Regions from separate parts of the Mus musculus genome. Here region 1 is linked to region 2. A link is a loop called in an ENCODE intact Hi-C map of the cell type or tissue named here. Cell type or tissue: heart. All regions are shown on one strand. Each heading gives the region's core, and the rest is flanking DNA. Links, peaks and the distances in the headings are about the cores only. Region 1 holds the start of Gm32596 (a long non-coding RNA gene). Region 2 overlaps Mrtfb (myocardin related transcription factor B).

Region 1 (11,671 bases), core at 3,320-5,819, 170 kb after region 2:
AAAGGCAGATCTATCAGAATTACACAAGACTTCTCACCAGAGACTATGAAGGCTAGAAGATCCTGGACAGATGTTATACAGACCCTAAGAGAACACAAATGCCAGCCCAGGCTACTATACTCAGCAAAATCTAAATTACCATAGACGGAGAAACCAAGATATTCCCTGACAAAACCAAATTTACACAATATCTTTCCTCAAATCCAGCCCTAAAAAGGATAATAGATGGAAAATTACACCCTAGAAAAAGCAAGGAAGTAATTTTATTTCAACGAACCTAAAAGAAGATAGCTACACAAACATAAAAATAACATAAAAAAATAACAGGAAGCAACAATCAGTATTGCTTCTTATCTCTTATCATCAATGGACTCAATTCCCCAATGAAAAGGCATAGACTAACGTACTGGATATGTAAACAGGACCCAGCATTTTGCTGCATACAGGAAACACACCTCAGTGACAAAGACAGACACTACCTCAGAGTAAATGGCTAAAAAACAATTTTCCAAGCAAATGGTCCCAAGAAACAAGCTGGAGTAGCCATTCTAATACTGAATACAATCAACTTTCAACCTAAAGTTATCAAAAAGGACAAGGAAGGACACTTCATACTGGTCAAAGGAAAAATCTACTAAGATGAACTCTCAATTTTGAACATCTAAGCTCCAAATGCAAGGATACCCACATTCATAAAAGAAACTTTACTAGTGCTTTGAGTGGGAGACTTCAACACTGCACTTTCACCACTGGACAGATCACGGAAACAGAAAATAAACAGATACACAGCAAAACTAAGAGAAGGTATGGACCAAATGGATTTAACAGATATCTATAGAACATTTCACCCTAAAACAAAAGAATATACCTTCTTCTCAGCATCTCATGGTACCTTCTCCAAAATTGACCATATAATCGGCCACTCATTGCTGGTGGGATTGCAAGCTGGTACAACCACTCTAGAGATCAGTCTGGCGGTTCCTCAGAAAATTGGGCATAGGACTACCTGAGGACCCAGCTATACCACTCCTGGGCATATACCCAGAAGATGCTCCAACATGTACTAAGGACATATGTTCCACTATGTTCATAGCAGCCTTATTTATAATAGCCAGAAGCTGGAAACAACCCAGATGTCCCACAACAGAGGAATGGATACAGAAAATGTGGTACATTTACACAATAGAATACTACTCAGCTATTAAAAACAATGACTTCAGGAAATTCCCAGGCAAATGGATGGAACTTGAAAGTATCATCCTGAGTGAGGTAACCCAGTCACAAAAAAACACACATGGCATGCACTCACTGATAAGTGAATATTAGCCCAAAAGTTCAGAATACCCAAGACTCAATTCACAGACTATATGAAGCCTAAGAAGAAGGAAGACCAAAGTGTGGATGCTTCAGTGCTTCTTAGAAGGGGAAACAAAATACTCACAGGAGGAAATATGGAGAGAAAGTGAAGAAAAGCCATCCAGAGACTATCCCACCTGGGAATTCATCCCATCTACAGTCACCAAACCTGGATGGTATTTGGATGCTGGGAAGTGCGTGCTGACAGTAGCCTGATATGGCTGTCTTCTGAGAGGCTCTGCCAGAGCCTGACAAATACAGAGGCAGATGCTTGCAGCCAACCATTGGACTGAGCTGGGGGTCCCTGATGGAAGAGTTGGAGAAGGGACTGAAGGAGCTGAGGGGGTTTACAGCCCCACGGAGGGAGCAACACTGTCAACTGGCCAGACTCCCTTGAGGTCTCGGGAACTGGACCACCAACCAAAGAGTACACATGGAGGGACCCATGGCTCCGGCCACATATGTGGCAGAGGATGGCCTTGTTGGACATCATTGGGAGGGTGTGCGATGCTCCATTGTAGGGGAATGCCAGAGCAGGAAGATAGGAGTGGGTGGACAAGGGAGCACCCTCATAGAGGCAGGGGGATGGAGGATGGGTTAGGGGGTTTCTGAAGGGGAAACCTGGAAAAGAGAAAACATTTGAAATGTAAATAAAGAAAATCACCAATAAAACATAAAAAATAAAATTAAAAAAGAAAAGACAGTTTGGAGCCCCCTACCAACAAAATCATAACGATGATTTCCAGAACTCTGAGGAGTACATTTCAAGAGCACACCTGGGAATCTTCTTTTCTTTTACAAAAATTCCCTTCCATCTTAAAACCCCTCTCTACTACCCACAAGAGAAACCAGTGGATATCTGAGACCTGGACAGCTCCTTTACTCTCCCACCAGTCAGGACACACATCTTTGCTCTTTTATTCCTACAAGGAATTAAATGTAAAATGAGGCCTAATTGGTGAGCAATATCTAAGCAATGACATTTGAAGTTGACTTCTGGCATCCACTGACAGGTGTAAACACACACACACACTAAACACTTGCAAAAACAGATCTGAAAAATGTGAAATGCTTTATGACACATGTCAATCCAATGAGTAATTCGAATTTGGGGCTGTTTTGGGGGATGAAGGATGTAGCTAGCCACTGTGTGAGAGGTTAATTCCTATGTCAAGGGCACACTTTCAAAGTTTGTATAAAATCTGGACACAGACACATACATAAAACTATACACAAAACCACACACACACACACACACACACACACACACACACACACACACACACACAGAGCAACAGTGACAGAGATTTGAAGACAAGCCACTTACATCGGGCTAAAGATGTCTCTGAAGTTAAAAGCATGCACTGTTCTTGCTAAGGAGTTTGGGTTCCCAGCATCCATATCTTGGCACTCACAACCTCCTGTAACTTCACCTTCAGGGCTCTGACTCCCTCTTCTGGCCTCCTAGGCACCTATACTCACATATCCCCACATAGATACACATATGCATGATTAAAAATAAATTGAGTCTTTTTTCTAAATGTGCATATATGTTAAAAGACAGCCATAGGAACAGATAGGGGCTGCATGAGAATTGGGAGAGGGGGAGGAAAAGATGGGGAGATGAAGGAAATAATCAAGCCTTTGGGGTAAGGTGAGCCGTCAAATGAAAGCAGGAAAGCCCCGTCTCAGGTTAGCCAGCAGAGCAGGTGTCCCCAAGAAAATATCTATTTAGAAAAAAGGGAAAAGTCTCTTTACTATCTATTGAGGGTGTTTTAGAAGTCAGAAAAGCCCTACATAGTTTTTAGAAGCTCATAAGCAAGGCCATGTGTAGAAACATGCTCATATTTTTCCAATCAAAGATATTTACATGAAAAATAAATCTGGGCCACCCTGCCTCTGAGGCTGTATACTTTTGATTAACTCCACCTGACTAGATGCCTTTTTTTTTCCATTTTAAGTGTACATGTGCTCATTTCCCCCTAATTTAATCAGCTTGCTGGTGTACACACCTCCAAGTGTTTAGTAATTTCATGCGTGTGTTTTGCAAGCACAGGTGACAGCAGCCCTCAAGTGCACTCAGGCTGTAGACTTGACTCAACTTGCTTTCACTGGCTCAAGAATGGGCTTCTCTGTCCTGTGGCTGCCTGGGGTGGGGAGGGGGCGGGGTACAACTCAAGGTGCCTCGGTTTTCCATTGCTACCTAAGGTTTCTACCCACGTCTTCTCCTGAGCCATTGCCAATCCTTGCTCACCTGATCCCCTGGCTTCCACTCCCTCCAGGCCTGTGAACAGGCCGCTGAGTAGTAGAAGTGAGTGGCGCTTGCAGTGGCAGACACTCTGGAGGGCAAGGTGTGACACTCAGCCCTCTGTGGTGTGGTCCCTTTACACTGGTCTTTTTATGTGTCTTCACTAAATATAAGTAACAAATCCTTAGACATGGACAAGTAAGGAGCCCCCAGGAGATCACAACGAATATAGTGTTGGACAGCTGGTTTTTTTTTCCTCCACTAAAGTGTCTGTCTGCCTGTCTGTCGTCTATCTGAACCACTGGGTCATGGCATGCCAAGAAAGCACTTCCTAAGTTACATATTCACAACCCTCTTTACCTTTCCTTTCGGGATAGTCTCACCAAGTTGCCCAGGTTGGCCCTAAACTTACTTTACAGCCCAGTTACTTTTCATTTTTCCTTAGTGGCTGGAATTGCAGGTCTGTGTCATCAGGCTTGGCTAACTATATTTCTTCTTTAAAAACAAACAAACAAACAAACGAACATTAAAGTTTAGTGTGGCAGTTCACTTTTATCTTAGCACTCAGGAGGCTGCTGTAGGGAGATTTTGCCTTTGACACTAGCTTGGGTTGTCTCAAAAACAAAACCAGTACAATTGGAACAAAAATCACTGGTCGGGTTTCTATGCTGTAAGGTGCACACAGGTAGGCACGGCTGCTGGTTTTGGGTGCGTGTGTCGTAGAACCGCTGCCACTAAGGTCACAAACCTTTTTATTTTTTAATTTTTATTTATTTATTTATTTATTTATTTATTTATCTATCTATTTTTACCTATTCTTGGTGTCTTTGCGGAGGTGGCCAATTTTTATCTTCAATCGGGAAGCTTCTTGGTTTTGACGGATTCGACTTCTAGAAGCCTAGGGTTTAACGTGGGGTTTCCGGCAATCTTAAGAAATTCATACCACTTCCCCTAAATATATTTCTCCCTCAAGGGGGAAAATGCTCTCTGACCGACCAGACTCCGGACTTCTGGTCTGACTCAGGCTTGTCCCGGGGCGTGCTGGGGCTCCGATGAGAAGCAGCGACTATTCTCTCCGTTTGTTCATGAGTCATGCTGCAAGTCAGGAATCTTCCCCACCCCCACCCCGCCTTCCCTGCTTTCCCATGTCATGCTTAGGCAAGAACCAGCAGAGGCAGATACTCCCTATTCAAAGCGTCTCCGTCCTTAGTCCAGTACCACAGCGTAGTGTAAGACGCGCGACTCAACGGGGACCCCTACTGTCGAGACCCGGAAGGACAGCGTGGGCGCGGAGGTTTGCTTGGAGCACACCCCAAAGGCAGTGTCGGTTCCCGCCCACCCTCGCCGCAAAAGTACCTGCACATTTCTGTTCGCTTTGTTTTAGTCAGTGAAAATGCTGGGTTTCATCACGTCGTTTTCATACATATCATAATCCTTTGCTCACAGTCACTCTCAATTGCCTTCTTGTGTCTGTCTCTCCTTTTCCCTGCCGCAGGTCTTCTTCCTCATCTACTGCCATGCCACATATATTTATAGTTTAATTAATTCTTTTTTAAAAAAAGAAGTCCAGATTCCTCAATGAGACAAAAAGTAATATTTGTCTCAGGCCGGCTTCTTTAAAAAAAAAAAAATCCCCCCCCCCCACAAAAAAAAAAACCCCTTGACTGTCTACAGTTCCACCCATCTCTCTGAACTGACCCAAGTCTTCTTGTCACAATACACTAATGGGGCTGATGGCAGACCCTGGCTCTTGCTAATAGTGTTGCGATAACCGTGGGTGTGCAGTGACCTATTGGGTGCTGCTCCAGGCAGGAAGCCACAGAGCAGCAGCTGGATCCTCAGTACAGTCCCACACTCATTTGCCCCACCCTCATCTCATCTATTAGTGACAAGAATGTGGTCTGAGTCTCAAGTTTTCAGCCTCTGTCAGCACTGGAGCAATTAATCATACTCGCTTCCGGGATGAACCTTCCCCAAGCTATCAGCCTCCCCTAAGGGAGAGCTTTAGGCTGTGAGCCAGAGGTTTTCAGGACCGTGAGGACTGAGAAGACCCAGCTTAAAAAAGCCCAAGCTGCAACTTCTTAACCAGTGCTTTGGGGGCCCTGATCCCAAATTTCCCTTCCACGGGTCCTGATGGGAGTTTGTGGATGCTTCAACTAGGATGAGTGTCACGGCCATGTCAACCTGAGATTCATCTGCTGTGTGGATGTGTCGAAGCACAGGGCTCTGTTTTGAGACCCAGTCACCATAGCAACCCAGCTGCCCCAGTTACAGTGCTCTCAGCACCACCAAAATAACAATCCTCTCCAAGCTGCTGAATGTCGACTTTCAGCTCCAGGTGACAGTAACCAGCACACATTTTGATTTCGTAAGTTTTTGGAAGGAGGTTTTAAGTAATAATAATAAGCCTCTGAAGCTGGGTTACGTATGTAAAGGGGCTCTAGGCTGATCCTTTGTTATCTTCCAACACCCACAGACCACAGAGCCAAACAGCAATGCTGTTACAAAGCAGCAGGAAGAAGAAAGGAGCTCGCTGTGATTTCCTGGGGCTTGACACTTCCCTCCCAGGTTAGGGGTAAACACGAGAACATAAATGATGGCAACCCAGACAGGTTTTCTGTAGGTGTGACAAGCTAGAAAAGCAAAATCCATCTTTATTTTTCCTCTTCCCAACCCCATTCTCAACACATTTATTCAGTGGTGTGTGTGTGTGCGCGTGCGTGCGCGTGCGTGTGCGTGCGTGCGTGTGTGTGCGTGCGTGTGCGTGTGCGTGTGTGTGTGTGTGCATGTCTGTGCGTGCTTGTATCATTGAGTTCAAGCCATGGTGTACATGTGGGGTTTAGAGAACAACTTGTAGGAGCTACTTCTTCCCTTCTACCATGTGGGGCATGGTGACTGAATTCAGGCCATCAGACTTACCTGAAAGCATCCTTACCCACTGAACCATCTCAGTGGTCCAGCATCTTCTTTCCTTTAGTCAGCTCTGCTCCGCCTTCATTCATCTTGGTCACCTGCTAGCGAGACTACCTTCTCTCTGATGCTAGCTGACTTGACTCTTCCTGGCCTTCACCCTTTCCAGCTTCACAGCCTCCCAGGCTGTCCCCCCTGGATTCTCCACACCTGTCACCCACAGTGACCTTCTCTGGTTGCAGTGTAAGCTGACCAGCACTCCCTGCTGACTAGGTACATCACAGGTGCTAGCTGGTTCCGTTTCTCCACCTCCTCTAGATGGAGCCATTTTCTAAAGTTCTATTGTTCCTCAGAGGCCCTCAGCATTGCTTTAATGCCAGCATCTACTACATCTCCATAATACACTGTCTCCTGTCTCTGACTTACAATCAAATAATTAATTTAGAGCTATCTTTCCCCTGGGGGGAAAAAGACCCTTTCCAGACTTGCTTTAATTTTGTTAGATATTCTTATCATCTCTTGAGTCCAGGCTTAAAACTGGACATCACTTAGATTTAGTCTTTCCCTAGGCATTTTGCTGCACAGACTGCGTGTGCGCGTGTGCGTGCACATGCACATGTGAGGTCACAGAGCAGGACATCATCAGGTGTCTTCTCCTGTGCTCTCAATGCCTGAGGTGGCACCTGTCACTGAGCTTCACCTCTGTGCTGTATATTGCCTGACTTCTTACGTGGGTACTTGGGATTTGAACTCAGGACATCTCTTGTAGAGCAAGCTTCCCTCCCCAGCGCGTGATGCTTCTTCAGTTTATGTCCCTTTTTTTCCATTTCTGAAGCCTCAATTCAGTTGTGACCCTCATTTCCCATTGCTGGGGCTGTTACAGTGATTCTGGACATGGCTTCTGTCCCACCTCCCACTCTTGCAGGGTAGCCAGAAAGCATAGCCATTTCCCAGCTCAGTTGCTCTGGGTTGGCTGGCCCCGCGTGGATGCCGTGGATGCCCCTGTGTGGGTGTAACTTCCTCCTCTGATCTCTGGAGCCCTTTCATCTCTCCTGTGGCCTTTTCTGCCTTTGAATTCTCTTTGCTGCAGGACTGAGTGAGGCTTATGACCTGGACTGTGACACATCAGAAACAGACTTGCCCTGTCACACTTCCCATGCTCTCTCCTCAGCAGCCGCTGCGTGCAGCTCTGCCCAGAGATAAAGCTGCACAGGGAGCCAGTCCCTGACTAATCAAGAGCTACTCTCTCGCTGACAGATTCTGGAGGCAAAATAAACCCTTTCCTCCCCAACTTGCTTCTTGGTCATGATGTTTGTGCAGGAATAGAAACCCTGACTAAGACAACCAGTATGAAGTGTCCTTCCTTGTCCTTTTTGATAACTTTAGGTTGAAAGTTGATTGTATTCGATATTAGAATGGCTACTCCAGCTTGTTTCTTGGGACCATTTGCTTGGAAAATTGTTTTCAGCCATTTACTCTGAGGTAGTGTCTGTCTTTATCACTGAGGTGGGTTTCCTGCATGCAGCAAAATGTTGAGTCCTATTTACGTATCCAGTCTGTTAGTCTATGTCTTTTTTAGGGACTTGAGTCGATTAGTGTTAAGAGATATTAAGAAATAGTGATTATTGCTTCCTGTTATTTTTGTTGTTAGAGGTGGAATTATGTTTGTGTGGCTATCTTCTTTTGGGTTTGTTGAAAGATTACTTTCATGTTTTCTCTAGGGTGTAGTTTCCCTCCTCGTGTTGGTGTTTGCCATCTATTATCCTTTTAAGGGATGAATTTTAGGAAAGATATTGTGTAAATTTGGTTTTGTCATGGAATATCTTGGTTTCTCTGTCTACAGTAACTGAGTTTTTCTGGGTATAGCAGCCTGGGCTGGCATTTGTGTTCTCTTAGGGTCTGTATGACATCTGCCCATAGATGTATGATCTTCTAGCCTTCATAGTCTCTGGTGAGAAGTCTGGTGTAATTCTGATAAGTCTGCCTTTATATGTTACTTGACCTTTTTCTCTTACTGCTTTTAATATTCTTTCTTTGTTTAGTGCATTTGGTGTTTTGATTATTATGTAACTGGAGGAATTTCTTTTCTGGTAAAATCTATTTGGAGTTCTGTAGGCTTTTTGTATGTTCATGGGCATCTCTTTCTTTAGGTTAGGGAAGTTTTCTTCTATAATTTTGTTGAAGGTATTTACTGGCCCTTTAAGTTGGGAATCTTCACTCTCTTCTATGCCTATTATCCTTAGGTTTGGCTTTCTCATTGTGTCCTGGATTTCCTGGAAGTTTTGGGTTAGGAGCTTTTTGCATTTTCTTTGACTGTTGTGTCAATGTTTTCTATGGTATCTTTTGTACCTGAGATTCTCTCTTCTCTCTCTTGTATTCTGTTGGTGATGCTTGCATCTATGACTCCTGATCTCTTTCCTAAGTCTTCTAACTCCAGGGTTGTCTCCCTTTGTGATTTCTTTATTGTTTCTATTTCCATTTTTAGATCTTGGATGGTTTTGTTCATTTCCTTTGCCTGTTTGATTATGTTTTCTGTAATTCTTTAAGGAATTTTTGTGTTTCCTCTTTAAGAGCTTCTACCTGTTTACCTGTGTTATCCTGTATTTATGTCCTTCTTCAAGTCTTCTATCACCATCATGAGAAGTGATTTTAGATTCGAATCTTGCTTTTCTGGTGTGATGGTGTATACAGGACTTGCTATGGTGAGAGAACTGGGTTCTGATGATGCCAAGCAATCTTGGTTTCTGTTTCTTATGTTCTTACACTTACCTCTTGATATCTGATTATCTCTAGTGCTCGCTGCCCTCACTGTATCTGACTGGAGCCTGTCCTTCCTGTGATCCTGTTTGTGTCAAAATTCCTCAGAGTCCAGCTGTCTCTGTGACCCTGTGATTCTGTGATCCTGAGATCCTGGTGTGATCAAGCTCCTGGGATCCTAGGATCCTGTGATCCTGGGCGTGTTAGAGCACCTGGGAGAGGAGCTGTTTCTGGGTGTCATGGGACTGGCTGCGGAGTTAGCACTGAAGGTCTGCTCAGGGCACCTCTGATCCTATGATCCTGAGTGTGTTAGAATGCCTGGGAGTGGGGCTTCCTTTGGGTGTTGTGGGGCTGGCTGAGTTTGTGCCCAAGGTCTGCTTAGGGCACCGGCTCAGACCAGAAGGAGCCTGTGCTACTGGTGGTGGGAAGAATTCCTGGGTGCCTGGGTCTCGCTGGTCCCAGTTTCTCCTGGTGTTGGGGCAGATGTTGTGTCCTCCTCACCTCTGATCCTAGGATCCTGGACGTGTTAGAGGGCCTGGGAGCAGAGCTTCCTCTGGGTGTTGTGGGACTGGCTTGTAGATTTACTTTTAATATATTTTTATTTATACTATTTACTTTATTATATGCTTATTTTATATATAAATTTATATATGTATTTATATAATAAACATAGCACAATACATATTTTATATAAATCCTACTTATATTTATCTTATTATATGTATATATATGAAAGTATATATTTTAGTATATACATATGTCTCCTATTAAAATGTATTTTTTTTTTTGGTTAAATTTTATGTGTATGGGTGATTCACCTGCATGTATGTCTGTGTACTATGTGTGTGTCTGGAGTAGAAAAGAGTGCCATTTCTCCTGGAAATGGAGCTGTAGATGGCTGAGCTAACATGTTAGTATGGGGAATTGAACCTGGGTCCTCTAGAAGAGCAGCCAGTGCTCTGAACTACTGAGCCATCTTTGAAGCCCACATACTCTTATTTTTAATGAGGTGTAACTTTTCAATATATAATGCTGGAAGCAGGCCTCATCCCTGAGAGTCATGGGAGCTTGTTTGGCAATGCTGTGGAAAAGTAGTTTTCAAAAGTCAAAACCATGATTCATAGAAAAGAAAAAATGAAGTTAAATATTTTTTATAAAGTATTTTGTGTGTGTGTGTGTGTGTGTGTGTGTGTGTGTGTGTGTGTGTAACACCTATGGCAAGCAGGAGAACTGGCCCTGAGGTCATGAGACCAGGAGGGTTAGCCCTCACCTGCTGCAGCACTCAGGAAAACAGGTCCTGCACCTTGCCTGGACACCACAGTAGAGTTAGCCCTGGATTTGGGAGTCACATATGAGCTCAAGAGAGCCAGCCCTGCCTCTCATCTGCTGTGAGGTGGTCCAGATGAGGAGAGATGCCTTCCACCCATCCCCTGGCCCTCTATGACAGGCAGAAGAACAGGCTCCTAGGTCATGAGAATGGGATAAGTGGTCATGTCCCTCACTGGCTGCAGGTCCTGTATCTCACCTGAGCAGTAGGACTGGCTCTGGTTGCCTGGGGGTGTCGGAGAGGTGGGGTGGGGGATAGGAGTGTGGGAGGTAGGAGATGGGACTTTCCAGTGAGCCAACCCAGGGGTGTGAGAGCAGGAGAGCCCACCCCTTCTCTACCCCATTGATGAGTCTGCTGGAGTGCATGATAGACCTGGTCCTACAGGATCTCCTGACCCAGGGCAACAAGAGAATATCCGAGAGGACGCCCAGTGAGCTTCCAGTCTTGATAGCACAGCACAAGTCAGAGGCCTCGAACCAGACCAACACATGCACAACCATAAGCAAAGAAGTGTGGACAAAAGGGTATGCTGTGGGACATACTGTGACACACTACAGCTTCTCAGACTTCTTTTTCTCTGTTGTGGGGGAGGTTGCAAGGGTGGAGGGTGGGTATGAGAGGAGGGGGAGATGGGTGGGATTGGGGTGGATGATGTGAAATTCCCAAAGAGTAGATAAAACGTTTAAAGAAACTGATGTATGTATGCATTCCATGTCCTTGCATGTAGAAGCCGAGGGAAGACACAATGGGTGCTTCCCCATTGCTTTCTTAGGTTTTGGAGACAGGGTCTTTCACTGGATCTGAAACTCAGCGCTGCAGAGAGGCTGGCTCACGAGTGAGCTCTGGGACTCGCATCTCCACTCAGCAATGCCCAGCTGCTACTGGGGTGCTGGGGATGTGAACTCAGGTCCTCTTATTGGGGCAGCAAATGCTCCCTGCTCACTGAAGCCACCTCTCCTGACCTGAGTAGCTCTGAGGTCTCAGCAGAACCAAACACAACCGATAAAACCACTATCAGCAATGATGTGATTCCTAAGGATACTCTGCTACGCTTGGCGCCTTGTCCAGTGGTC
Region 2 (11,671 bases), core at 3,813-6,312:
TTAGTTTCCTTCCTTTTTCTTTTTTCCTTTAAAACTAGGGACATCTAAACTATCCTGGGTCCCCAACAGAATATGATAAGATATATTTTATTCATACTGCCAACCTGAAGGGGTTTAGTTGAGAACACATCTACTTGTTCATATCCCTTAAAACATTGCTCAAAACATATTACAGTCCTACAACAGAAATGGATACGGAAATTTCCAGTTGTGTAGGACTCTTAATAGCTGAAACCTGTAGATTCATCTAAGGGTTAACTCATTGAAAAGAAACAGGAGGACACATAAAGAAACCTCTAAGAACATCTCCCACCCTTAATTTCCAGTGTGGAATCCTGCCCCGCCTCTGGAATTTTAGACATGCCACTTGGGCTTCCGGCAGGAAAACCCCAGGACTTTTAGCATTTCACTCCAACTATAGGTCAGATCAATCCTAATTACCTATTTCTGAAGTAATCCAGCCTCCAAATCACGCGGGTTCTGCCCTTCACATTTATTTTTAGTTTTACATGTATGTATAAAGTTATTTTATATAGAACATACATATAAAATGCTAAACAAGGAAAGTATATTAGTACACAATAAAGTATTGAAAGGGATCAAATAAAGCCCATTACAGCCCCATTCCCTGAACTTAGAGCTTCAGACAAATCACTGAACGATGTCTCAGAAGAACATTCTAAGTCACTGCATGTATGTCTACTTTTGCGCATGTCAAAATCAATGGGAAACAAGTCACAGCAGCATAAACACGTCCTTAATAGCCATGTTTATTTTTTAGTGAGTCATTTCTGAACCTAATCTAATTTCTTTGTTAAATAGAAAAAACTAAATCAAGTCATAACAAAAACAATAGAGATGTGATTATGCCAGAGATTTCCTGTAATTGAAGTAAAAAAGAGTTTAGATGATGACCTAGAAGAAGAAACCTCCCTAAACATTTTATTACTTTAAAATACCGCATGTCTTCTGCCCGGCAGTCATCATCCACACCACAGGCCTTCGGGATCTTAGTAGCCACACCTAGTGATGTAATCTCCTCAATAAGAACCCGGGAGGGAGAGCAGATGCACTCCAGCCCTGGGTGATGGAGGGGTCTGTTCAGGAGCTTGATGCCTGGACCTGCCCTACTGGGGCTCCTGCAAGTAGCCTGTGAAAATGTCAGCTTGGAGTCTGTTCTGGATGGCAGGGTCCCTAGAGAGCCCGAATGTTGGCCTGTTTGTATTTTCACATGGTTTACAATCTGAAAGTCCTTCCTTGTAGACACTGAGTGATGCACAGGGAATGCTAGGGCTGTGGGAACTGGTGGGACCCATGAGAGATAGCTTCCTGGGAACTTTGTGCCCACTGCTTTTGCCCTCTCAGGGACCATAAGCTGCCTGTCAGTGTTGTGAAGGTGTATGAGTGGCAGGAAGAAGCTGGGTGCCATTTTAGTTTCTTTAAAAAGAAGTCACTGTGGAAATGGAAGCAAAAATTACTGGGACTACTAAAAAACAAAACAAGCCCATCAAGTTATAAAACATCATTGGGAGAAACCTATAAAAATGATATGCCTTTGTCATGGACAAATATAACAGATTCTTTAAGTATCCACACTTATTCTGCGCTGTTCTAAACCCTATAGAGTAACTTACGCTCCTGTCAAATTGATCTACAGGGCAGGAAGTAGATGTGGACCCCAGTCTGCAGGAGGGAAGCAAGCGGAGGGAGGAAGATGCAGATAGTAAAGGTCCCCCTAGGGGCTGGCCCTGGCTGGTGTCAGAGCTGCTGTTCTCAGTCACTCTGTGTGCTGCTCCTCAAGCATGAAATACTGAGTGCTTATTACAACGTACCCTGTGTGTCCAGCCAGAACCCGCTCTACACTGCTTGTTTGTATATGGTCAGGGGAACTGCTTTCAGAGACCTACACGTCCAACAATTTCACAGAAACGCTGTGTTCTCAATTGCGGGCCTTGCATTAGAGGCTGGAAATCTAAGAATTATTTTAGGGTAAGGCACACAACGGTCATCTCAATACTGTTTGCTAATAATACTTTTTAAATAGATCTTTCAATGGCCAGTGAGATGGCTCAGCTAGTCCAGGCACCTGCTGCTAATTGATGGTCTAAGCTCAATCCTCAGAACCCATATGGTAAAGACAGGGGAGGGAAAGAACCATGGTGCCTTTACATGGCATAAGCATGTGTGTACACACTCATACACATAAATAAATAAATGTAAAAAGAAAAGTATCTTTATTTCTATCCTCGAAGTGCCAATTTTCAACACCATGAGAGATGTGGACTGACTGTTTTTAAGTGCAGTATTCCATGAGAGGCTGGGCAAGCTGCACAGTCAGCAAGCAGCACAGTTGCCCTGTCAGGAGGAGGCGTCTATTCCAGGTAGTGTTCTAATTTTGTTGCTATCAACTTCCCAGTCTGCAGCTTGTCAACCATCCAAACACCTGGCAGGTTCTAAATGCAGCCTGCAGGAACCCAAGACTAGTGGCAAATGAGGCTTCTTGCTTTTCTTATTATGTCCTATTAAACACAAGGATCACAGAACAACATCTTAAGATAGTAAATACAAATATTAGCACTTTCTCAATGAAAACAGGAACATACATGACAAGAAAAGACACTGATCATTTGGGCTTTTAAAAAGAGGTGAAATAGTGCCTTTTAAACTTGACATCAGCACATTAACACATATCTGCCAACCTCTGAGAACCACAGGAAGAGAATATTGTATATTCTAAGGTAGACCCATCATATTAAGAATAACACTCATCAAGTCGATTTCTCTTTCCTTTTGACAATGAGGAGCACTTGACAACAGAGAGCTCATATATATGTTTAATAGCATGACATGTGACTACTCTGGATCTATGGAAAAGTCGTCAGGGGCTGATGTGGGAGCATATTGACAGCTGTGCTGCCTAATGAAGGACACAGAACAGCAGTGACAATGACGTAGAGGAGCATGTGATGTGATGAAAAAGGCAGCCAGAGGGAACAATGGCTGAAGCTGCAGACAAGACACTGGGATGGGTGTGCTGTGACAGACTGCTTCTCAGACTTACCTGTGCTCACAGACTGAGCCGGCAGAGGAAGCTGCAGTCCTGACTCCCCAAAGACTATACTTCCTGTTAATAACAGTGAGGGCAGCAGTGAGGCAGAAGAGCCAACAGCATGGTTAAAGGAGTTAGAAACACTGGGTACTACTACTGCTTCCTAGTCTATGTGATCATTAACTACACACTGAAAGAAAGAAAGAGAGAGAGAGAGAGAGAGAGAGAGAGAGAGAGAGAGAGAGAGAGAGAGAAAGGAAGGAAGGAAGGAGAAAGATCCAGTCCATTGTTATCCTTGCTCATCTTGTTGCTTTCTGTTACAACAGTACTGCTTTACTGATCTTAAAGTATAAGATGAATGATACTGAACAAAACATTCATGTTTCCCAATACCTCTTCATAGGTAGGGCAGAGTATAGTTTCTAACATCTCTTTTCTTTTTCTTGATGCTCTCTGAGGGATTGCAACTCCTACTTTACAAATTAGTTCATTATTCACCAGTCCAATGTCTAATAAGACATATAGTAGATTCTAGTTTTAAGAAAATCATCTCATTTATATAAAAAAAAAAACACAAAACCCATTCATTTTGAATCTAGTACCTAGAAAAAAAGCCTTTTAAAGTATTCGGGTTAGGCATTTGTGTAAGTTATGATGGTATAATTTCAATGTCAGCTTAAACTAAATTGCTAATTACTCTAGTCTCTAAGTCACCTTTTCAGTACATATAATAATTGCTGATGCTCCAAGGGCATTTCTTTTCAAGACACCGTTTAAAACTCCAAACAAATGCCTCTTCTTACGGGGGTGGGGGTGTCTACGGCCCTAAGGATGTACCTTTGAAACTGGGTACCAGCAAGCCATAAAGCACATACATATGAGTATTTTGAGCATTGTGGCAGTCTACCTGCTGCACCAGATCAGATTCACACCCAACTCAGAGGTGTGGAAAAGGTGCCCTCCTGCTCCCCTCCCACCAGCATATGCTGGAGGGTGTATTCACAACATAGTGAAACAAACTAGATCCTTACTAACAACAACTGTCTAAATAAGAAACCCAGAGCAGAAGAAGGCAGACAGGTTATAGGTAATTATAGGCATTGTGAAACAAAACAAGTTATTCAATAGGAGACTATAAAGCCATTATGAAAAGGAGTACCTCAGCACTAGGGGCTTATAAGGCCTCATTTTCATTCTGAAGGAGTCAGGAGATAAACTGTTCACAAACACCATCTTCTGCCACAACCAGTGAAGAATTTCATTTGCAGGTGTCAATCTAGAATTTGTCTTTGAACTTTATATTTGTGTTTAGTCTAAGTCTTAAAAAGTGACTGCAAAGATTAAAAATTTAGATATGGAATATATAAATATAGAAATACCGTCAAACCTTGCCACAGTGTTTAGTGATGCCCTGAAGAGTCATAGTAAGCATGTGGACCAAACGCCAGGAGGAAAGCGAGCAAGGGGAGTTTCACAGAGAATGATCCACTGCTGTCAGTTCATTGTCTGTGAACTTCCAGAGTGTTGCGGCTCCAGAGGCAACACTGGCCATCTGCTCACCTCTCCACTCCGCTGTGCCAGCTCATACGCAGGCCAAGGAGCAGAGTCTGCCCAAGAACAGTGTTTATTATGTTTGTACATTTCCAAACACCTGAACTAACAGGCTAATGAGGGGTGGGGAAATGTTCTCAGAAAATGCAAAGAACAGAGCAGCTGTGAACAGAAGCTGTTATTCACTAAGGTGTCTGCCCTTGGCTCAGGGCCACGGTCTGGAAAGTTCCCTAACTGTGTGTGGCTAGATAAAGCCCTATGCTGAGTCCCAAGCTAAGGACTCTCTTGTTTCCTTGTGTGCAACCAACTCTTGAGTAGGTCACTTCCTCTCTTGGAAAGGTCATTAACAACAAGGCAAGAAAGGGTCTAAGTTGCTCACTGAATAAATATAATGTAAGGGGGAAAAAAATCTCAGAAAAAAATTCAGATGAGGCTATAAGCTCAAGTCCCTAACTATGGTAATCAATGATCTGAATGTTTGAGAAGAAATGTGTCCTTACTAGGACCCTACAAATGCCATTTCACAGTAAATGTTTTGGATGAGATTAGGGGAGTCAGACAGAGGTGGGAGGCCACAATCAAAAGCCTTTCAGGATAGGCAGGTGGCAGGCACTAATTTTGCTACTACTAGATAGATATTATCGATAGTGAGCCTGAGGCTGTGTGAAGTGAGATGAGTCTCACTCATTGAAATACCCAAGATGCTCTGAGGCACCAAGCAGCTCTTTATCATAGCAGCTACAGTAGCTTCTCTGCAGGAATGCTGGCAATGCCTGATAGCTCTGCATCTGTCCTGCTTTCCTTTCCTGCAAACAACCTCACAACAGTGTCCGCCAGAGTAGAGCTCTCCTTGAGTGTGGACACAGGAAAGATCTGGCTGCAGCTCGTTTGGAAATGTGGCATCTACCTATATGTCTTCCACCTGAGCTTTTCTCATCGCATACTAAAGGCCAGCATCTATATGTAAATAAGATGGAGCTAACTCCTGTGTACTATGCCAGAATGAAGCTCAGTGCCCTGTGGGTAGGCTGTTTTTATAAAGAAACACTGCATGTTATATCCTTTATAGGGCCCATGTGGAAAAACTGACTGCCTGAATGCCTGATTGAGATGTTACTGGGTGTCATTTTAGCAACATAGGCTACAATGATGCGATCCGCCTACACACTAATCACTAATCACTTAAACACCTACAATATATCCAACAGAAGAGAATGCAGCAACAGTGAGGAAAGTTCAAATGCACAGGCATAACTACAAAGTACACAAGCAGGGACACGTGAATCACACAATTTTTTGTTACACAATACTTTGTAAGTGGTTTTGAGACTAATACCGACATTTTGATATAACTTAAACATAAGATTAGGAAGACCTAAAAGTATAAGCAACATACATTAAAACATCAAAGAAAGCAAGCAAGTCAGGTCTATCACCTATCTTTCATATATATAATGTTCTGTTCAAAACATGGTTTTCTTTTATTTAACATTTTAATTTGTTTTAATTGGACAAAATGGTAGTCATAGTATCTATGTGTAACTGACACATGCACACTCTATGGGGTGGCTAAGTAAAGCCTTGAATCACACTGTGTTTGGGATGAGGACACAGATTCGACTCTCACAACTGTCCAGGAATGCCAATATGTCATTACCCACAGTTAGCACATCGCTCTAACTCACTTCTGCTGACTCAGGTTCTTCTTCCCTGACCAGAATCTCCCTTTTAGGGTTTTTACCTGGATTTCTGGTCGCTTGTACACAAGAATCACTTTCACATCTTGGATGTGTGTGTAAAGCAGGTGGATGTTACAGTTTTTCTGCAGTCATTTTAGGAAAGACAAGGGAGTTACTTCCTACTTGAATCCTTAGATGTACTTCACGGTGAGATGCTCTTTCATGGCTTAACCCTGAGCAGAAATTACTCTTGGGGAAAACACATTGGCTAAAAAGCCAACTTCATTCAAAAATAAATGTATATTTATAGAATCACTATAATGATAATGGAAGAAAAAAATCAATGCATTCCTTATTTCCAAGCTATAAAGTACAATACTGTTACTACAAAAAGTGTTTCAAAACTATTCTTTAAAATAGTCAAACATTTTTCTCTCACAAAGGACACTAGTAAGAGTGGCTGATCTGGGAAACAAACAGGCAGGCATAGACAGACTGGAAGGCAGCATATGCTTCCCGTGCAGTCAGAACTGCTAAACAATATGCACGTGGCTTGAAAAAAGAACACACAGTGGCTTTACTCTAAAACAAAAGTCCACATCTATGTACAACTACAAACGGTGATGAATCAAACATAAATCATTACGTCTCAAAGGCCACGGACATGAGACTACGGTTGGAGAAAACAGCCCAACTGTTGCATGAGTGGAGCTTAAGGTCTAGCATGAAAACTTCAGTGTCAGATCACATGGGTAACTTAAAAGCTGCTGGATTTCAGAGTGACAGAAACAAAGATGAACCCTGGAAGTGAGTGCATGAGAGAATGCCAGCTGATGAACACTGTGGCTTTAGTAAGGAGGACAGTAGGAACAGCGATATTTCTACAAATGATTGCGTTATTTCATAAAGTATAGCTATCTTAGTAAGTTAAACCCTCTACCTTTCATCGACCTCCCTAATGACATGTGCAGGAAGGAGATGACTTCAGTGGTAGAGTGCTTGGGTTCAGTCCTTAGCACCAAAATAACAAAATGATTGTCTCAGAGGAGCTTGTTCTATCCATGTATCCATCTTACACCTGGGTATGTAAATGAGCATCGGTGAGAGAACATGGTCTCCACATGGACCACATGTCCCAGGTCTATCCACTCTGTGTGCATCCCTCCTCTGCTACACCCTGCCAGTTTGTGAGAAGTCTGACCTTCTGATTTTATACCAAACACTACTCAAGTCCTTGGGACAGGAAATTGGTCCAGGAGTGCACTGCAGCTTGATTGTATTTACTCATTTCTGAGTTACTATGTTTGTCTCAGCCATTGTTCACAGTAAAGCCAGGCTCTTGGAGACAGAATGCCTAAAAGCAATCTTACAGAACTGAGTCTGTGTGTGTTGCTTAAGCTAAGATGGTCAAGGGCAGAACTTAACAGGACACAAAGGTACATGACTCTTAAGGCACAGGAAGTTCATGCAAATCCCTGTCCTGAAGCACTCTGCTCTTGGCAAGGAGAGCCCAGACTCTAGGACACCTAACAGGGCGAATGGAAAACATTCTGTAGGAAAATCATTTTATTTGTAAAGGTAAAGGCATGAGGCCTCTGACAACAAGGCAGACCCATCAAGTTCTGGGCTGGGCTCTCCTTGAGTATGGTCAGTGTACTCTTTGAATAGCACACTGTGTTTACGTTTGAAGTGTACAACACTGTATTAGAACTAAGTGTATCTAGTCTGTCTTTACTCATTAGTTTCATGTTTTGGGGACTCTGGGATGCCTCTGTCATCAATGAGAATCTACCACACTAAAAAGGACTGGTTAGAAAATATCCACTCTGTATACAAAAAAGAACTAAATTCAAAAAGAATCTAGCTCAGCTTGTGCCCATTAGTATAAAAATCACCCAAGAAGGCCTTGCTTTCACTGAGTGGGCTAACTCTTACCACTCTGAAATTAAGGTCCAACTCACTAGCGATGGTAAAGGGAAGAAGGCAGTCATGGCCAACACCCACTTCTCTGGTATCAGCAACTTCACAGTGCCTTTCCAGCAAGAGATCTTCCCAGTCCAAGATAGGCTAATCTAAGGCTGACTTCTAAATGTAGTACTATGAATAAAGACAGGTGCTGGTGACATGGTCAAAGAAATTCACGGGAAGTGAAATCCTGCCCCTTCTCAGAGAACATCGCTTATGGGGCTTGCCAAGTGTAACTCATACAGAGTTATAAACTGGAGTTATCTACACCCACTAAAAGGGAGACCATCTAAATCAGAGTCCCACATGCAGCTGGACTCACCATTTTTCCGTTCGTTCAGAGTGGGTAAGTGCTGGCTGGACTGTAGAGACAGTTCCTGGAATTCGTGAGCCACAGACTCACTTTGAGGACTTGGTGCAAGATGGGCTAGAGGCCCCAGCTCTTCCTCTGTGTCTATGGCTCCTGTGTGATCCATTGTGTTCCAGCCACTGAGACACCTCTTTTACGCAGCCTGTTGAAGAAAGTGACAAACTATTTAAAAATGAAATAGTATCTTAAGTTTTCTCCAGTTGACACAAAAGTGTTAAGCCAGGCATTCGAGTTCAGTTCTATCTGTGCACCCATTGCCGGCTCCTCCTCTCTGCATCTCAGGCTCTTTCAACAACTCCAGGGAGATGGCTCCTATCTAAAAAGTAAATATAACCTAAAAGGCACTTTGCATATATTATTGTATCAAGGATTCATAAAAACTATAGCTATCACTGTCATTTAAAGATTTCAACACATGCTAGATGAGAAGTCAACAAACACTAGTAAAAATGAAGGCGTGTGCTGGCTTGAAGATCCACCCCAGTGCCTATATTTTGGGGAACTCTTAAATTAAATCAGCACTCATAGCAACCAGCAGTACTTCACAGACTCCTTCACCAGCCTGGGCCTCAGAATGAACTAAGACAGAGCAAAGAAAAAGCAGTTAAGGAAAAAAAGGTGTATTTTACGTCAACCAGACTTGGACTTGGAATTGCTTGTTACCACGGTGTAATTTAGCCCATGGCCACAAAGGTCAACTCCTGTGTTTCCTTCTAGATACAAAAAAATTTAAGTCTAAGATACAAAGTTTTGTATACGCAGTAAGATCTGAATCAACACTGGTGGCTTAAGAATGGCTGGTGGCTACAGCATTACTTGTGGAAAAGATCACCTTCTCTACTAAATTGTCTTTGCACCTTTGTTGAAAGTCAGCTAGCCTGCAGAGTACAAATGTGTCCCTTGGCTTTCTATTCAGTTCAGAGATCCCTAAGCACTACATGTTCAGGAAAGACTGTAGAATATGCTATGGCAAGAACAACTACACTGATGTGTGCTGAGCTGCCCAAAATATGGAAGGTGAAGTTGAATTTTACCTAAAAAGGGTCTTAAGAAGAAATCATCAAAAACTAGAGTCTCTGCAGCTGCCAACCACAATCCCACTGTCATTGAAAACATCCTTCAATAAAGATGGCAGTGCGTCAGACTGCAGAGAAGACTCATGCAGCAGATGGAGCATCTTAGGAGTGAGATGCACCACAATGCTAATGCCCACGGGAAGAACTGAAAGTAGCTTTTCTTAATTCTTTAGTATTAAATTCAATGCAAAAGCTGACACCTTGGCATGGTCTTTGCAGGTGAAATCCATATGACAATTTTAACATAATGGATGAAAGGAGCTAATGCAAGCAGCATTTCTACATTTCTATAGATTGTAAATAAATGTTTTGAAAAGACTCGAAAGTTAAGGTAGAAGACAGTAATTCCTAAATAACTGTTCACAACAATACAGACAATCTTAGTTGAGACACGGATGGGGGAATTTAAATAATATTCTAATAATTACCCAATTAACTCCCAAAAGAAAGGGAGGGTAATGAGGAAGAGATAAGACAGACACTAACAAGTGATAAGATAGTAAGCGATAAGACAGTAATTAATCTTCCAATGATTATGTTACACTGCTCTAATTGAAAGAAATGTTGATAATGTTTGCTTCTTTTTAAGAGCAAATATAAAAATATATATGCTCACAACTAACACACTTTAAGAAACAAAGACATGATTCTCTCAGAGGTAATGAATGGAAGGAAGCCGAGGAGAGGCTGAGGACTACATACTGCTCCCAAGTAATGGTGAATTCAAAAGGCTCCATTAGGTAGATGAATTTATAGGCAAAATTACTTATTTCACTATGAAAAATTAAAATATAACTCATAGATTTTTCAACACTGAATTTTCATTTTGAATTAATTATTCCTACAAAATAAAATCTATTCATGCCAAAATTATTTTGAAGCTACAAGTACCATAACGCCCTTATAATGGTGATATGCATAGACTCTGGACATCAATGGTGATGAGCTGGAGGGTCTTTTAAACAAAGATTCAAAAATATTTTCAAGGCAGTATTACCTGTTCTTAATACTGAAAGATCTTTTTTTCAACGTATGCCTTGACACTGTACTCAACCTTAAACTCCTACACACTCCCAAATCGAGAAAATTATAAGCTACATAAATCTTTACAAAATGTAGCAAAGGGAAAAGAGTAAGTTAAAAATTTTTACTTAGTATCTGTGAACATCTTTGATAGAGCATAGAATATATTCTGAAATTTGCAGAATGTCATCTTAAAGTCTACTTAAGTTCTTGACAATTTCTTTAGAAATTTAAATCCACCGTCTATTATAAACAGCACTGTGTCTAGAAGTCCCTAGTTGAGATGTTATATAACGGCCACTGTGAAATGTTAAAAGAAACCATATTAGAATGGATTGCCTCACTGGGTCAAAAGTGAGCTGTCAGGTAAAAAAACATCACTCAGCTTGAAACGGGCAGAGTGACAAAACTGTGATTGTCTGGAACTGGCGAAAGGAATGACTCAGTACAGAACTCAGTAACAGAAACATTCCAAAAGGAAACGTCCAGCACTCATCTGGCAGGAAGTGAATAAAAGGAGAATGCTGTAACATCAACCTAGGACGCACCTTTTGTTCTTAAACAAATTCGACACCATTCTCCAGGGACTCCCTGGTTAAGAGTAGCTTTCACCCTTCATCAAGGAAATGTCTCTTTTCAACAGTCAAAGACCTTTACAGAAACTGCAACTACTCAAAGAGCCCAGCTGTGGAGCCCAGTTCTAAAGGACACATCTACAGCACAGCCAGTGCGCCTAAGGTTGAGGGAATACTGCAAAGAGGAGACCGAAAGATCCTAGGAGCCAGAGAACCAGAGAGTCTGCTGTCTAAGCATGAGCTGAACAGGAATGACGCCCTTAAAAAATGCTAATGTGGATAGGGTCTTAACTGCAGACCTTGAGGGTGCTAAGGAACCTGAGAGTAAGACATAGTCTTTCTTAGGGAATGCATACCAATTGGTTACTCAGGTTACTTGATTA

The links. Peaks named below come from ENCODE experiments on the same cell type or tissue, not always from the same donor. Only the 100,000 strongest peaks of a DNase experiment are listed, where the experiment ranks them.
Region 1: it touches region 2 in a loop (1.8-fold over the local background); 3 of 42 quality-filtered maps call a loop at or near these places.

Annotation. Positions count from the first base shown.
Region 1 is chr16:13,153,507-13,165,177 of GRCm38, reverse strand. It overlaps Gm32596 (a long non-coding RNA gene), which reads left to right and starts at 5,883. Exons shown (of 3, transcript XR_384684.2): 1 at 5,883-5,972; 2 at 6,081-6,172; 3 at 10,983-11,113. In heart, for the core only: CTCF peaks have their summits at 4,658 and 4,861; DNase peaks (open chromatin) are centred at 4,777 and 5,497; H3K4me3 peaks cover 1,173 bases; H3K27ac peaks cover 941 bases.
Region 2 is chr16:13,323,467-13,335,137 of GRCm38, reverse strand. Mrtfb (myocardin related transcription factor B) reads right to left here. Exons shown (of 17, transcript NM_001122667.2): 3 at 8,567-8,756. The coding sequence starts at 8,720. Among named protein-coding and RNA genes, the nearest start is that of Mrtfb, 73 kb to the right of the region's middle. In heart, for the core only: no CTCF peak of the experiment used is centred there; a DNase peak (open chromatin) is centred at 4,817; H3K27ac peaks cover 690 bases.